Regions from separate parts of the Homo sapiens genome. Here all the other regions are linked to region 1. Evidence: chromatin contacts called from ENCODE Hi-C or POLR2A ChIA-PET data. All regions are on one chromosome and are shown on one strand. The core of a region is the stretch at or near the end of the contact, and the rest is flanking DNA. Distances in the headings are between cores, read along the strand shown.

Region 1 (4,686 bases), core at 1,667-4,166:
CCAGCCCGCTTCCCGTATTTGCAGCATGTCCCGGCGTTCACAGAGCTTGGCTGCCTCCTCTGTCCCAGGAGAGAGATGCTTAGAGCTGTCCTCCCAGGGAGTCATGTCAGCCTCTAGGGTGTGCATGGAGCTGAGGGGACACTCCTGCTGCCTCCCTGGAGTGGTAATTAACCGGGACTTTCCTCCTCCCAGAACCAACATCCCGGGTAACCGGGTGGCTGAAGGACAGGTGACGTGTCCCTACCTCCCCCCCTTCCCTGCCCGAGGCTCCGGCATCCACCGTCTTGCCTTCCTGCTCTTCAAGCAGGACCAGCCGATTGACTTCTCTGAGGACGCACGCCCCTCACCCTGGTAATCTACACCACCCACACATAACCCGGCCTCAGGCCAGCTCCCCTGGAACGGTCACTCTTGCTCAGTTCTCTCTTGACCTCAGCCTTGAGACTGGCAGAAGAGCAGGATAGGGTGCTAGCAGACTCCCAGGGGCCTCTCAGGGTTACCTGTTGGGGTGGCGGGGTGAGGGGCTCTGGTGCCCCACTCCACACTCTCATACGCTCTCTATCTTCTCATAGCTATCAGCTGGCCCAGCGGACCTTCCGCACTTTTGATTTCTACAAGAAACACCAAGAAACCATGACTCCAGCCGGCTTGTCCTTCTTCCAGTGCCGCTGGGATGACTCCGTCACCTACATCTTCCACCAGCTTCTGGGTAAGGGCCATGGGGCTGGGGCACTGGGTGGGCCTGAGCTCCCAGGCCTCGCCTGCCCTGCCAGGGAGAAGCTTTGTTAGGGGAAGGCTGCGGCAGGTCCCTGGTGGGCAGGCCTCAGCCTGAGGGGGCGCAGGCCAGCAGACCACCCCGTACCCCTCACTCTTCTTGCAGACATGCGGGAGCCGGTGTTTGAGTTCGTGCGGCCGCCCCCTTACCACCCCAAGCAGAAGCGCTTCCCCCACCGGCAGCCCCTGCGCTACCTGGACCGGTACAGGGACAGTCATGAGCCCACCTATGGCATCTACTAAGGAGCCAGAGTGTGCGCATTTCAGAGCATGGGATTGATCGGCAGCAAGAGTAAAGACACAGCTCCAGAGGCCCACACTGTGGGGTCTGGGCCCTGCCTTAGGCAGCCCCCCTCTTTGGCCCCCTCCCGTCAGGCCCAGGGCTTGGAGTGAAAGTGACTCTCAGGTGGTGGGGTGGGGAATGTGAATAAACATGATTTCTTGCCGGGCTTGGTGGCTCACACCTGTAATTCCAACACTGGGAGGCTGAGAAGGGAGGGTCGCTTGAGCCCAGGAGTTCAAGACCAGCTGGCAATATAATGAGACCCTGCCTGTATTTTTTAAAAAAAGGGATTTCTGCCATAGCTGGCCTGGGTCGGTGCTCCAGGGCCAGAGGACCCCGATGGAGCTTCATGGGTGGGAAACGGGCTGCCTCCCACCCCACTAAGTGCGTCCTCACCTCCGTCTTCTGAGGGTGTCAGGGGCCCTGGGATCCGAAGCAAAAGCAGGCAGTGGGCCAAAAACAGGTGTGGCCCAGGGAAGGGAGACATCCCAATCCAGCAGGTTCCTGAAACCCAGCTCCCCGAAAAAGTGGAGCAGAGCAGCTGGGCTCAGGAAGGAGCATTTATTGAGCACTGGCTCTGTGCCTCAGGGGGGTCCCACCGGCCCCTGGAGAGAGAGTGCCTGCCCGAGCACTGACCCTCTGCACAGGCTCCAGCCCCCACCCCATGCTTGGGAGGAGAAGCCACATTAGGTAGGCAACAGCGTGTCTCAAGAGACCTGCTCAGGGTCAGAAAACCCATGGAGTCTTGCGGCTGGATGGTTAGGTGTTTTGTTTCTCCCTTACCAAAAGCAGAAGTCTGGCTAACTAGTAGGTGGAGGGTAGATCCGTGCACTTTGTCCAGAAAGAAACTTCGTCTATGGCCGCACAGAGGACGCAGTGCTTGCTGCAGCAGTGAGAGCTCGTGCCGCCTCAACATCAGCCCAGCTTGGTTAGAAAGGCCGTACTCTCCTGGGGTTCCCCCTGGCCTGATACACACTGTCAGGTAGGTGGGCGCTAGGCCCCAGACCCGCCTTGCCTGCTCAGCTTCAGGGGAAATGCTGGAGTGCCTGTAAATACTGAGGCTGCAGATCAGCTTGGACCCCAGGCAAGGAACTCTCCCCAGCGGAGGGCAGCAGGAAGAGGGGATGCTGATTGCAGATGAAAGCTGGTTTGTGTATTCATTCAGGGCCATTTGAAAAATACCAGTTAACTGGTCCCTGTCTCTTGGTGACCAGACATTTCCATCTCGCTGTTTACTTTAAAAGAACCAAAATTACGTGTAGCCCAGAGAAGGGAGACACCCCAGTCTGGCAAGTGTCCGAAACCCAGCTCCAGGAAAAAGTGCAGCAGTGCTCGGGTCTGCAGGGAGCCCGCCAGCCCGTTTCATCGCCAAGCCCCGGGGGATTGTTGGGGGTGGGGGTCTATGCTGTTAGGCGACTGGCAGATGAGTCCAGAAGAGGTTCCGCGCGGCCCGTGGTCAGAAGCCCGGAGTCCTGGCGGGGTTTTCGAGCCTCTGGTCTCCAGGACCTGGGCTGAAGGCCCAGGGGGGTGGGATGGACCCGCCAGGCTGGGACCCTAGAGAGCCGAACTCAGCTCTCAGCCGGGGTGGCGTGGACCCTAACGGAGGGAGGGGCGCAAGGCGGGAACGCGGAACCTTCGAGCGGGCCAGGCCGAGGTGGGCAGGGGTGGCCTAGGCCCCTGCGGCGGTCGCTCGTCGAGGGTGTCAGAGAAGGGCCTGCCGCCCCCCTCCGCCTTCCCGGGCGCGGATCTCGCCCCGCCCCGCCCGGATCTCGCCCCGCCCCGCGTTAGCCACGCCCAGGCGCCCTCAGCGCGCGAGGCCCGCGGTCCCTTTAAGACGCCCGGGGCCCGCCTGGCTCTCGCCGCCGCCGGGCCATGGCCGCGCAGCTGCTGGAGGAGAAGCTGACCTGCGCCATCTGCCTGGGGCTCTACCAGGACCCAGTGACGCTGCCCTGCGGCCACAACTTCTGCGGGGCCTGCATCCGGGACTGGTGGGACCGCTGCGGAAAGGCGTGCCCCGAGTGCCGGGAGCCCTTTCCCGACGGCGCCGAGCTGCGCCGCAACGTGGCCCTCAGCGGCGTGCTGGAGGTGGTGCGCGCCGGGCCCGCCCGGGATCCCGGCCCCGATCCCGGCCCCGGCCCCGACCCTGCCGCGCGCTGCCCCCGCCACGGGCGGCCGCTGGAGCTCTTCTGCCGGACCGAGGGCCGCTGTGTGTGCAGCGTGTGCACCGTGCGCGAGTGTCGCCTCCACGAGCGGGCGCTGCTGGATGCCGAGCGCCTCAAGCGCGAGGTGACGCATCCGCCGGGAGCGGGAGGGGTCCGGACCCGCCGCAGCCTGGCCACCGCCGGGTGACTCCTGCGGGCCGCGCCCTGCTCTCTCGGGCACCCGGCGGGGGCGGGGAGCCTCATCTGTAAGGGGCTTCTCCCAACCTGGGAGCTGATTATAAAAGTCGTGGGTCTGCCAGGCGCAGTGGCTCACGACTGTAATCCCAGCACTTTGGGAGGCCGAGGCGGGCGGATCACGAGGTCAGGAGATCGAGACCATCCTGGCTAACACGGTGAAACCCGGTCTCTACTAAAAATACAAAAAGTTAGCCGGGCGTGGTGGCGGGCGCCTGTAGTCCCATCTACTCGGGAGGCTGAGGCAGGAGAATGGCGTGAACCCGGGAAGTGGAGCTTGCAGTAAGCCGAGATCGTGCCACTGCACTCCAGTCTGGGCGACAGAGCGAGACTCCGTCTCAGAAAATAAACAAACAAAAAATCGTGGGTCTGTGCATCAGACTGGGATATGCAGCCCGGCCAGTGACACAGGGTGGGTCTCAGAAGCTGCTCGGTGCCCTCTGGATGAACAAAGCCTGGGCGTGAGGCAGCAGCTCCCTGCTCCGTGCCCAAGCGCTAGAGAACCGTCGTGTGTCTCCTGCGCTCCGAGAGCCTCCTTTCATTCGCTGTGCGGGGTTGTGGAGGGCGAGGGGGCTATGGGGGCTGTTGGTAAATGGATCAGACGAGCTCCCTGCCCTTAAGAGACTTAGAATCCACTTAAGAAGTCAGTGTTCCAGTAAGGCGTGAATGTATTATTACAAAATGCAGTGAGGAAAGCACATGGCATGTGATAGAGGGGTTGGGGTGACCCTGCTAAACGGGCCAGGAGGAGGAAGGGGAGGCCGCCTTCAGGCTGGCATGTGAGGATTGAGGAAGCGCAAGCCAGGAGAAAGACCTGGGGAAGAGCATTCTAGGCAGAGGAATCAGCCTGGTCCCGTCTCTGGGATGGGAAAGAACTGGGCACGCGGGGTCCCTAGTGGCAGATTTGTGCCACTGAGATCTGTGGGCCAGGCCCTGGGGGTCAGCAGGGGCAGGATCGGGCAGGGTCCTGGGGGAGTCTGGCTCTTACTGTAGGGTCATGGGGGCCATTATAGGCTTGGAAGCAGGTTGGCACATGATCAGATTTGGGCTTCATGGAGACTGATCACCTGGCTGGGGGCTGAAGGGGGCAGGATGTAAGACCCGAATCGGGTAGGAGTGCAGGGAGGCAAAGAACCAGCTGGGGATCAGGGAAGGGAGACCAAGATGGAGGAGGAGATGAGAAACGCTGAGGGGAAGTGGTACCTTGTGGAGGCGAAAGCAGGCCAGAGGGGA
Region 2 (4,952 bases), core at 1,166-3,665, 610 kb after region 1:
ATATAATAAAATAGAGAAAGAAAGGAAAATGAAAGGAAATGAAAGAAAACAAATTTCAAGTAAAAAAAAAGTAAAGTGGAGAAAAACAATAGATTTTTAAAAGGACTTCCAGTTGCAATGTTCAGTTCAGATCTCAACTCTTTTTCTTTTCTTTGAGACGGAGTCTCACTCTGTTGCCCAGGCTGGAGTGCAGTGGCACGATCTCGGCTCACTGTAACCTCTCCCTCCCAGGTTCAAGTGATCCTCCTGCCTCAGCCTCCCAAGTAGCTGGAATTACAAGCGCCTACCACCATGCCTGGCTAATTTTTGTATTTTTAGTAGAGACGCGGTTTCACATGTTGGTCAGGCTGGTCTTGAACTCCTGACCTCAAGCAATCCACCCACCTCAGCCTCCCAGTGCTGGGATTACAGGTGTGAGCCACTGCACCCAACCAAGATCTCAATTCAGACAAACATTTTTGTTTGTTTTCTGAGCTCTGTCACTTAGAAAAGCAAACTTGTGGCTGGGTATGGTGGCTGACGCTTGTAATCCCAGCACTTTGGGAGGCCGAGGCGGGCAGATCACGAGGTCAGGAGATCGAGACCACGGTGAAACCCCATCTCTACTAAAAATACAAAAAATTAGCCGGGCGTGGTGGCGGGCGCCTGTAGTCCCAGCTACTTGGAGAGGCTGAGGCAGGAGAATGGCGTGAACCCGGGAGGCGGAGCTTGCAGTGAGCCAAGATCGCGCCACTGCACTCCAGCCTGGGGGACAGAGCTAGACTCCGTCTCAAAAAAAAAAGAAAGAAAAGCAAACAACTTGTTTTAAGAAGGACATTTCAGCCAGGCACGGTGGCTCACACCTGTAATCCCAGAACCTTGGGAGGCCGAGCTGGGTGGATCACTTGAGGTCAGGAGTTCAAAACTAGCCTGGCCAACATGGTGAAACCCCGTTTCTACTAAAACTACAAAAATTAGCTGGGTATGGTGGTGCAGGCCTGTAGTCCCAGCTACTCAGGAGGCTGAAGCAGGAGAATCACCTGAACCCGGGAGGTGGAGGTTGCACCGAGCCGAGATCGTGCCACTGCATTCCAGCCTGGGTGACAGAGTGAGACTCTTGTCTCAAAAAAAAAAAAAAAGTTTGAGACCAGACTGACCAACATGGCAAAACCCCATCTCTACTAAAGATACAAAAAATTAGCTGGGCATAGTGGTGCACGCGTGTAATCCCAGCTACTCGGGAGGCTGAGGCAGGAGAATCGTGTGAACCCCAGAGGCAAAGGTTGCAGTGAGCTGAAATAGCACCATTGCACTCCAGCCTGGGCGACAAGAGCAAAACTGTCTCAAAAAAAAAAAAAAAAAAAAAAAAAAAAAAAAAAAAAAAAAAAGAAGAACATTTCTTTCTTTCAGAAAAGTGTAAACACTAATTCATATTTGATATTAAAAGTTTTTTTGGGGGGTCGGAGTGACAGTTTTGTGTGTGTGTGAAGCATAATGTATACGTATTAAAAAGGGAATGCTTGTCCTTTAAAGACACATACTGAAATATTTACTGGTGAAAACACGTGATGGTATTTACTTCAGAATAACGCTGGGCAGCGCGTGCGAGGTAGGTGCAGAAATAGAGGAAACAAGATTGCCCCATGAGTCGCGTAACTGCTGAGGTCGGAGAGCGACTCTACGCGGCTTCATCGGGTTATTCCACTTCTGTGTATCTTGAAATTTTCTACAATAAAAATGTCTTAAAATTGTGCGTCAAAATGATAACACGAATATAAAAATGCAATTAAAAAGTCAGGAGGCAATACTGTCGCGCAAAACCGTGACGCTAGTTGTGTGCGGGCGGTAGGATGAGTCATTTCCTCCTTCCTTTCTATATTTTCTGTCTATATACTTTTAATATTACTTTTATAATGAGAAATACTAAAACTCGGGGTGAGAGGGGGGGACACTCGTGTTTTTGCCTTCCCCGTCCCCGAGGGGACTGTTCTCATCTATTCTCTTCCCGACGTCCTCCAGCTTTTTGCTAGGCTTCCTGCCATCTTTACCAAGTTGAGATTATCCGGGTTCTGGCATTAACAGAGTTTGAGGAAAGCGGGTCAAGTCTACCGCGCCCTAACCTTGGACCCCGCCTGCAGGCTGACTTTCGAGTCACACGCCAGAGCACGGCGACCCCTAAGGTCGCAGCCCGGCTTCGCAAGGCACCTCCTTCTAACGCGTCGGTCGAACTCGCGCGCCCGCGAGCAGCCGGACTACATCTCCCAGGAAGCTGTGCGCCGTCCAGCTGTCCTGCCCTTGGTCGCGAAGGACTACATTACCCGGTGATATCTTGCGGGAGGCGGTTGCCAGACCTCAAGCGCACAACCATTGGTCCAGCGTCTGGCGGGGAGCTGCACGGTGATTGGCCCAGGAGCCCGCCAGTTTCGTCCGAGCTCAGTAGAGTTTTGCTGTTAAGACTGCGCGAGGAGCTAGAGAGAGCGGAGAGCGCTGAGCCGGGCCGCACCCGCCGAGCCGTGTGAGTAACCTCTACCTCCGTCCTTCTCGCCGCCCTCTCGGGGACCAGCACCCTCGCTCCTCAGGGTGGTCGGGAGGGAGCACACGCACCCGGGCGCTCACGAGAGGGCGGGGACTGTGTACACACGTGTCACACCAGACCAGAGAAGCATCTCCAGGGACACCGGCGGCCGAGCCCCGCGCACGCCCTTGAGCACCTGAGCTCCAGGGCGTCCCCTCGGACTCAAGGAGAAAAAACACACCCCGAGGCACACGTGGACACCTAGGTACCCACACGGGGACCTCTGCAGATTTGCTCAGCTGAGCCCTTGGGCACATGGGCACCCGAACACCAGGAAGAGCCTGGTATGCTCCGGTCTCCTGACAGCGATCCAGGACACCTGCCACTCGGGCTTGCTCCTCCTTTCTGCCCAGATGGGCGGGAAACACGCTGCTCAGTGTGACCTGAGCGGTCCCTGGGTAACCCCTGGAGAGGTTTTGCCTCTCAGTCGCTTGCCGCGTGTTTAAACTTCCTCATGGGCGCCTGGGGAGGAGTTCCAGGGTGGGTGAGAGGAGAAAAGGAATTGATGTCTGGGGTGGAGGCTGCCATCCTGTAGGTAGTATCTCCCCTCCTCCCCCACCCCCACCCCCACTACTACAAGTATTCAAGAACTAGGGTAATTCTGAAGGCTAGTTTTAGGGATTTTTTTTTTTTTTTTTTGCCATAACAAATTCAAACAGTATAGAATTATCGACAGGTCTACCTTCCTTTTTCCCTTCTCAGCCCTTCTCCCTGTGATCAGTTACCAACTACCTGTTGATGTGTGTGGTTACAGACTTCTTTCTATGCTTTGTACAACTCTACAGACCGTATGTAGGTATTACTGTTTTTGTTTTTTGTTTTTACAAAAAAGGAAAAAAGTACATCTCCTGGAAGGGATGCTTTTTAGCTGAGCTCTGGTGGATGAGAGGAGCTAGCCTTGAAAAAGTGAGTAGGGGCTGAGAGTGGGGCTGTATTTCAGACGTAGGGAACTGGAGGAGTAGAGGCAAGGCAATTGATAGGAGTGCTCCCCGAGTTTTCCAGGAACTGGGCAGAAGCAGTCAGACCACTCTGGTTAAATGAGGGAAGGGGAAGAGTGGTCCAGAGTGAGGCTGAAGAGGTCAGTAGGTCTGAGTCAGGGGAGCCCAGGAGCGTCATTTTCTTTTTTGTTTTGTTTTGTTTTTTTGTTTTTGAGACGGAGTCTCACTCTGTAGCCCAGGCTGGAGTGCAATGGCGTGATTTCAGCTCACTGCAACCTCTGCCTCCCAGGCTCACGTGATTCTCCCTCCTCAGCCTCCCAAGTAACTGGGATTACAGGCGCCCACCACGACACCCAGATAATTTTTGTATTTTTATTAGAGACAGGGTTTCACCATGTTGGCCAGACTGGTCTTGAACTCCTGACCTCAGGCGATCCACCCGCCTCGGCCTCCCAAAGTGCTGGGATTACAGGCGTGAGCCACGGTGCCTGGCCAGGAGCATCATTTGCTAGCGTAGCATGGCCCCACTGTGCCGGGGTGGTCTGAGGTGTGTGCAGGAGGGGAAAGGGAAAGGTGAAGGGGCTCAGGGCCTCAGGGCTCTTCCTTTGGACAGTGGGGGATTGTTAAAGAATCCCAATCCCTGTTCTCCAGCCCTGCACGTCCTTCAGTCCCTCAGCGTTACACTTGAGTGGGCTCACTCAGTGAGCAGGAGTTTGCTATAAAGTTGCCAGATGTCTTGGAAAACCAGTTGATCTCTGGGACCAACAATTGCCTATCAAGCCTGTTCATTCGATTCTCAAATATTATTAAGCACTTACCATGATGGGCTCTATTCCAGGAACCGGAAATTTACGAGTGAACAAATGAGACCAAGGTCGTGTTTCCACGGGCTTACATTCTAGTCAGGGAGAGAGACAAGAAACAAATGTACTGTATAAATAACCCATGGCGTGCCGGGCGCTGTGGCTCATGCATGTAATCTCAGCAATTCAGGAGGCTGAGGCAGGAGAATCACTTGAGGCCAGGAGTTCGAGACCAGCCAGGGCAACATTGAGACCTTATCTCTACAAAAATAAAAAACTTAGCCAGGCCTGCACCTGTTAAGTGACAGCTAATTGGGAGGCTGAGGCAAGAGAATCACTTGAGCCCAGGAGTTCAAGGCTATGGTGAGTTATGATGGCACCACTGCATTCCAGCCTGGGCAACAGAGTGAGACCCTGTCTCTAAAAAAGTAAACAAATATGCCATAGTAATAAGTACTGTAAAGAGGAATAAAACAAGTGCTATTTTATTTTATTTTTAAATTTTTGTATTTTTTGTAGAGTTGGGGTTTTGCAGTGTTGCCCAGGCTGGTCTTGAACTCCTGAGCTCAAGCAATCCACCCACCTCGGCCTCCGAAAGTGCTGGGATACAGGCATGAACCGCTGCGCCCAGTCCAAAAGTGAGTGCTATTTTAGACA
Region 3 (4,864 bases), core at 10-2,509, 660 kb before region 1:
GAAGATCCTTACACTTAACACCTTAAGGTGATGAGTTTTCACATGACTGTTTTCAAGGCCACAGCCACCACCTTTAATCTAAAAGAGAAGGATAACAGGCTTCATTCTAACAGAAACCACCTTAAGGTTTATTCTCCAGATTTGTATTAAACAGCTGAGCCTCAGCAAGTCAGACCTCCTCACAAAAGATACCATTTCAGACAGGGATAACTTTAAATCATCCTCAGCTCAGCCAATAACAAAGATTCCTAAATCCTAGCGATCCAAAATTCATTTGCCATGTCTCTTTCATCCCTGCATGCCCTAACGAGGATCCACGCTGGTTACAATGACACCTAGTGGCCCCAAATCACACGGGCAAAGACGCTACTCATTTTTATCATTAAAATAATTAGCATTCTGAATTTTGAGTAATTTCTTACCATAGCTGGCTTGTATGTCAACACGTATTCTCATACTTGAACTTCAGAATAAAGCAGGAGGTGAATGTATGTGATGGCACCAACTGTGCTTTCTCATTTCTAGTGACCACTCAGGCCCTGCCTGCACCCACTCTTACTCATGTTAAGGGCTCCATCTATTACTCTGATCCTTCAACCTGGAGCTCTGCTTTTCACCGTCTCTGCAGATGCCAAACAAAGAAAGGCCTCTGGGGGAGGAAAAAAGGCTCGTTGTTAAAACTACGGCTTTCCAGAAGTTTACAATCCTATTGACTCCTATCTGTAAAGCTAAATATGAACTACCGATTGGGGCCGTCCTCAAGACACTCCAAGCGGAATCACGTCTTCACACGTTAACACTCCTGATGCTGAATTAAGAACCACCATCGTCAGAGTCTGCCCGTGCGCGGGCACCGAAGACCCCTGGGCATGACGCTCAGCACACGCGCGGCGGAGGCGCACGGGGCTGCCCAGGTTGTTAGGCGCTCTCCCCCGCAGAAGCCGGCCCTATGACGCCGAGGACGGGCTTGAGCTCTCTCCCTTCACATAGTAACATTTTCTCAACGTTTGGAAAGCATTTTCTCATCCAGTACTTTTAACCCTCCTAACCACCCTATGAGGGAGAAACCGAGATTATCGTCACCACTTCGTCTCTGAGGAAGGGAAGCCAAGTATGTTAGTGTCGTGTCAAGGAAGACCCCGTTTTCCCACCCAGGCAGCCTTACCATCATCACTAAAGGCCTGAGACTGCTCGCCGTGCTCAACACCGACTGGAGTGGCCATGTCTTCCAGCCACGCGGCCGACCTCGAAAAGAACGCGAGACCGCCCCTGCGCGCAAGTCTTCTCGGCAATCTCTCCGGAACTCTCGCGATGTTGAGAAAGGGCTGGTGGGAAATGTAGTTCAAAACTACGGCGGCTGGGGGCTGGCCGCGTCCTCAGCGCGACCCTGGAGCTGGGGGTAAGATGGTGGCCGCCACCAGGGGCAGTGGAGGGTCCGGAGTGGGAAACCAGGCCTGTGAAGAACCACGGCTGTCAGAAAACGAAGCTGGAGGTTCACTTCTGCCAGAAAGTCATTGAGCTTCAACACAGTTTGTCCCTGGTCGAGACTGGGGAAGCACAGAAAGTTCGAGGGGGCAGGGACAGATGAGGAAACCGGGGCTTGGCCGAGTATCTTTGTTAATTGCTCTGCGGATTTTATTTGGGGGAGGATAGGGGCATTTGGGGTGGTTCGCTGGGTTAGTGAAGAGGAGAGATTCCGAGGGAATCGTTCAACCTCCTGCTCAGGTGTTTTTAAGTTTGGGGCGAGGCCGGTGAAGCCGAGGCGCGGGCGGCAAGGAGCGCTGGAGAGCGACGGGGCTCGGCCTCCGCGGCTGCCCAGGGGCCCGGGGCATTCCGAGAAGAGAAAAAAAGGCAAGTGTCACGAGCTGAATTACGAAAAGAACGGAGAATGATGTAACACCCACTGCTCTTCTGAGTGTTATTTTTCAGGCAAACACCTTGGCTTCATTTTTTTTTGTTTCTGGGTTTTTTTGGTTTGTTTTTGAGATAAGGTTTCACCCTGGCACGCAGGCTGGAGTGCAGTGGTGCAATCATAACTTATTGTAGCCTGGACCTCCCGGGCTCAAGTGATCCTCCCGCCTCAGCCTCCTGAGTGGCCGGGACGACAGGCGAGCGCCACCACGCCCAGCTGATTATTTTTATTTTGCAGAGATGAGGTCTCACTATGTTGCCCGGGTTGGTCTCAAACTCCTGGCCTCAAGCAGTCCTCCTGTTTTGGCCTCCCAAAGTGCTGGGATTACAAAGGTGAGCCACTGCGCCCGGTCTGGCTTCGTTTTTGAAATAAAAATAAGGCAAAAACGACATCAACAATCAGGGCCAGAATTTGCACCTATTTGAAAGCTAGTTTAAGTTTGCAAGACCGAGAGCCTTTTCTCCATTCCAGTCTCCCTGTTCTCATCCACCCATTAACAGTGATCTCTGTGGCCTTCGGTGTGGGTTATATTGTCCTGCAGATGGTAATATGTTGCAGATACTTATCTTCAAATTACCACATTTGCTTATGTTTACCTCCTTTCATTTGATTGTAAGCTCTTCAAGAGCAGAAGTCTCTTTTTATTATTATTATTATTTTTTTTTTTTTTTTTTTTTGAGATGGACTTTTGCTCTTGTTGCCCAGGCTGGAATGCAATGGCACGATCTCGGCTCACGGCAACCTCCGCCTCCCAAGCTCAAGTGATTCTCCTGCCTCAGCCTCCTGAGTAGCTGGGATTACAGGCATGCGCCACCACGCCCAGCTAATTTTGTATTTTTAGTAGAGATGGGGTTTCTCCATGTTAGGCTGTTCTCAAACTCCTGACCTCAGGTGATCCACCCGTCTCAGCCTCCCAAAGTGCTGGGATTACAGGCGTGAGCCACCACGCCCAGCCTCTTTTTATTTTTATTTTTTTCTTTTTAATTTCTTAACAGTGCAGGGTTTGGTATTTACCTGCTATGCTCACAGTAAGTCTTCAGCAAATAATCATTAATTCATTCAGCAGTAATTCTGGCCATTAGGTTTCTCTACCTTACCCTTGAAGACACGTTATTTTGTGTAATACTGAAAGGAAGAATGTGTTCTATCCCTGCAAACATAGTTCCTTTCATTTGAGACTTACAGTGGGAATTCTAAGTGTGGAATTTCCCAAAAGCTGCTAGCGGGCTGGTGACCTACTGTAGACAAGATAGTAATGATAGCTAATACTTCATAGCACTTACCAGGTGCCATTCCCTATACTGGTTTCTGTACATGTATGAACTCGTTTAATCCTCACAATGCGATGAAGTACTACTGTCAGAGGCATTGGAACCAGAAAACTCCATCTTGAATAGGAGCTGGGTGAAACGAGGCTGAAACCTACTGGGCTGCATTCCCGGACGGTTAAGGCATTCTAAGTCACAGGATGAGACAGGAGGTCGGCACAAGATACAGGCCATAAAGACCTTGCTGATAAAACAGTTTGCAGTAAATAAGCCCACCAAAACCAAAACCAAGATGGCGATGAGAGTGACCTCTGGTCGTCCTCACTGCTACACTCCCACCAGCGCCATGACAGTTTACAAATGCCATGGCAACATCAGGAAGTTACCCTATGTGGTCTAAAAATGGGAGGCGTAAATAATCCACCCCTTGTTTAGGATATAATCAAGAAATAACCATAAAAATGGGCAACCAGCAGCCCTCAGGGCTGCTCTGTGGAGTAGCCTTTTTTTTTTTTTTTTTTTTGAGACAGAGTCTCGCTCTGTCACCCAGGCTGCAGTGGTGCTGCTGTCTCGGCTCACTGCAGCCTCCACCTCCTGGGTTCAAGCAATTCTCCTGCTTCAGCCTCCCGAGTAGCTGGATTACAGGCGCACGCCACCACGCCCGGCTAATTTTTGTATTTTTAGTAGCAACAGGGTTTCACCATGTTGGCCAGGCTGGTCTCGAACTCCTGACCTCAAGTGATCTGCCTGCCTCAGCCTCCCAAAGTGCTAGGATTATAGGCTTGAGCCACCATGCCTGGCCAAGTAGCCATTCTTTTATTCCTTTACTTTTCTAATAAACTTGCTTTCACTTTAGTCTATAGACATCCCAAATTCCTTCTTGCTCAAGATCCAAGAACCCTCTTTTGGGGTCTGGATCAGGACTCCTCTCCGGTAACACTATCACTGTCCCCATTTTACGGATAAGGAAACAGAAGCACTGGGAAATTCGGTAACTTGCCCAAATTCACATAACCAGTAACTGGCAGGGTCAGGGTTTGCTCCCAGCCTGTAGAATCCATGCTTTTACCGCTAATGAATAAGGTGACCTTATGTATAAGGACTTTTGTTTTCGGGGAGGAAGGGAGAAGGAAGAAGATTTTCATGTGTTTGTAGGGGTGGTTGGGGACAAAATCAGAAATGAGGTTGAAAGGGGGAACAATGGGCACCTGCTCTGCCATTTGAGCCACTTCGTGGCAGGAAGAGTGAGGATGGGAGGCTGCAGAGCTGATGTGTGGAAGATGGAGGCTCTGGGCTCTAGCAGGGCTGTATTGGGCCTGGATGCCACCCAGTGTATAGTGAGGGCCATTCTTTACAGCTCTTCACTCTGCCGCAGGCCACCAAGTTGCTTTCACACCTGACTGGACATCGCTTCCCCAACAGCAGGTTCATGGCAGATGGGGATGCCAGGGCAGCTGGGCAGTGGCCAAGAGGCTGGAGCGAAATACAATGAGAGGCCTTGTGCCGAGCACATGTAAAGTACACTGTGCAGCCAACCCAGAAATAACTAGGGGGACTTCAGAGAATGCATCAGAATTCCTGAATGAGCCGGCAAGGGCTCAGAGCTGTTGAGACTGAAATGTGGATGTTACTGTGATCTCATTTGCACTCATTGCTGGTGAGAGCTAGGACATTTGAGTTTTAC

What was found. Hi-C counts contacts between places; a loop is a spot of excess contacts on that map. ChIA-PET counts read pairs that join two places held with the same protein, here RNA polymerase II (POLR2A). Pooled maps may share reads with other maps.
Region 2: a pooled map shows a loop between it and region 1 (3-fold over the local background). The contact joins the promoter of SLC25A19 here to the promoter of TRIM65 in region 1. A Hi-C loop is called at or near these places in 1 of 168 maps with a recorded cell type or tissue (naive thymus-derived CD4-positive, alpha-beta T cell) and 5 of 50 pooled maps. POLR2A ChIA-PET finds 5 or more read pairs at or near these places in 1 of 52 experiments (activated B cell).
Region 3: a loop to region 1 is called in a pooled map, with 5 times the contacts of the local background. The contact joins the promoter of SNHG16 here to the promoter of TRIM65 in region 1. A Hi-C loop is called at or near these places in 6 of 50 pooled maps. POLR2A ChIA-PET finds 5 or more read pairs at or near these places in 2 of 52 experiments (HepG2 and activated T-cell).

The regions. Positions count from the first base shown.
Region 1 is chr17:75,895,181-75,899,866 of GRCh38, reverse strand. TRIM65 (tripartite motif containing 65) reads left to right here and starts at 2,916. Exons shown (of 6, transcript NM_173547.4): 1 at 2,916-3,343. The coding sequence starts at 2,930. It overlaps MRPL38 (mitochondrial ribosomal protein L38), which reads left to right. Exons shown (of 9, transcript NM_032478.4): 7 at 193-351; 8 at 573-709; 9 at 881-1,223. The coding sequence ends at 1,017. RefSeq lists enhancers at 1,782-2,489, 2,490-3,199 and silencers at 2,567-3,046, 3,077-3,646.
Region 2 is chr17:75,286,896-75,291,847 of GRCh38, reverse strand. It overlaps SLC25A19 (solute carrier family 25 member 19), which reads left to right and starts at 2,415. Exons shown (of 8, transcript NM_001126121.2): 1 at 2,415-2,494; 2 at 3,257-3,346. RefSeq lists enhancers at 1,907-1,956, 1,997-2,046, 2,137-2,336, 2,769-3,270.
Region 3 is chr17:76,554,159-76,559,022 of GRCh38, reverse strand. It overlaps SNHG16 (small nucleolar RNA host gene 16), which reads right to left and starts at 1,259. Exons shown (of 3, transcript NR_038111.1): 1 at 1,166-1,259. SNORD1C (small nucleolar RNA, C/D box 1C) reads right to left here and starts at 233; the gene lies at 154-233. RefSeq lists enhancers at 37-838, 1,179-1,438, 839-1,639, 2,129-2,228.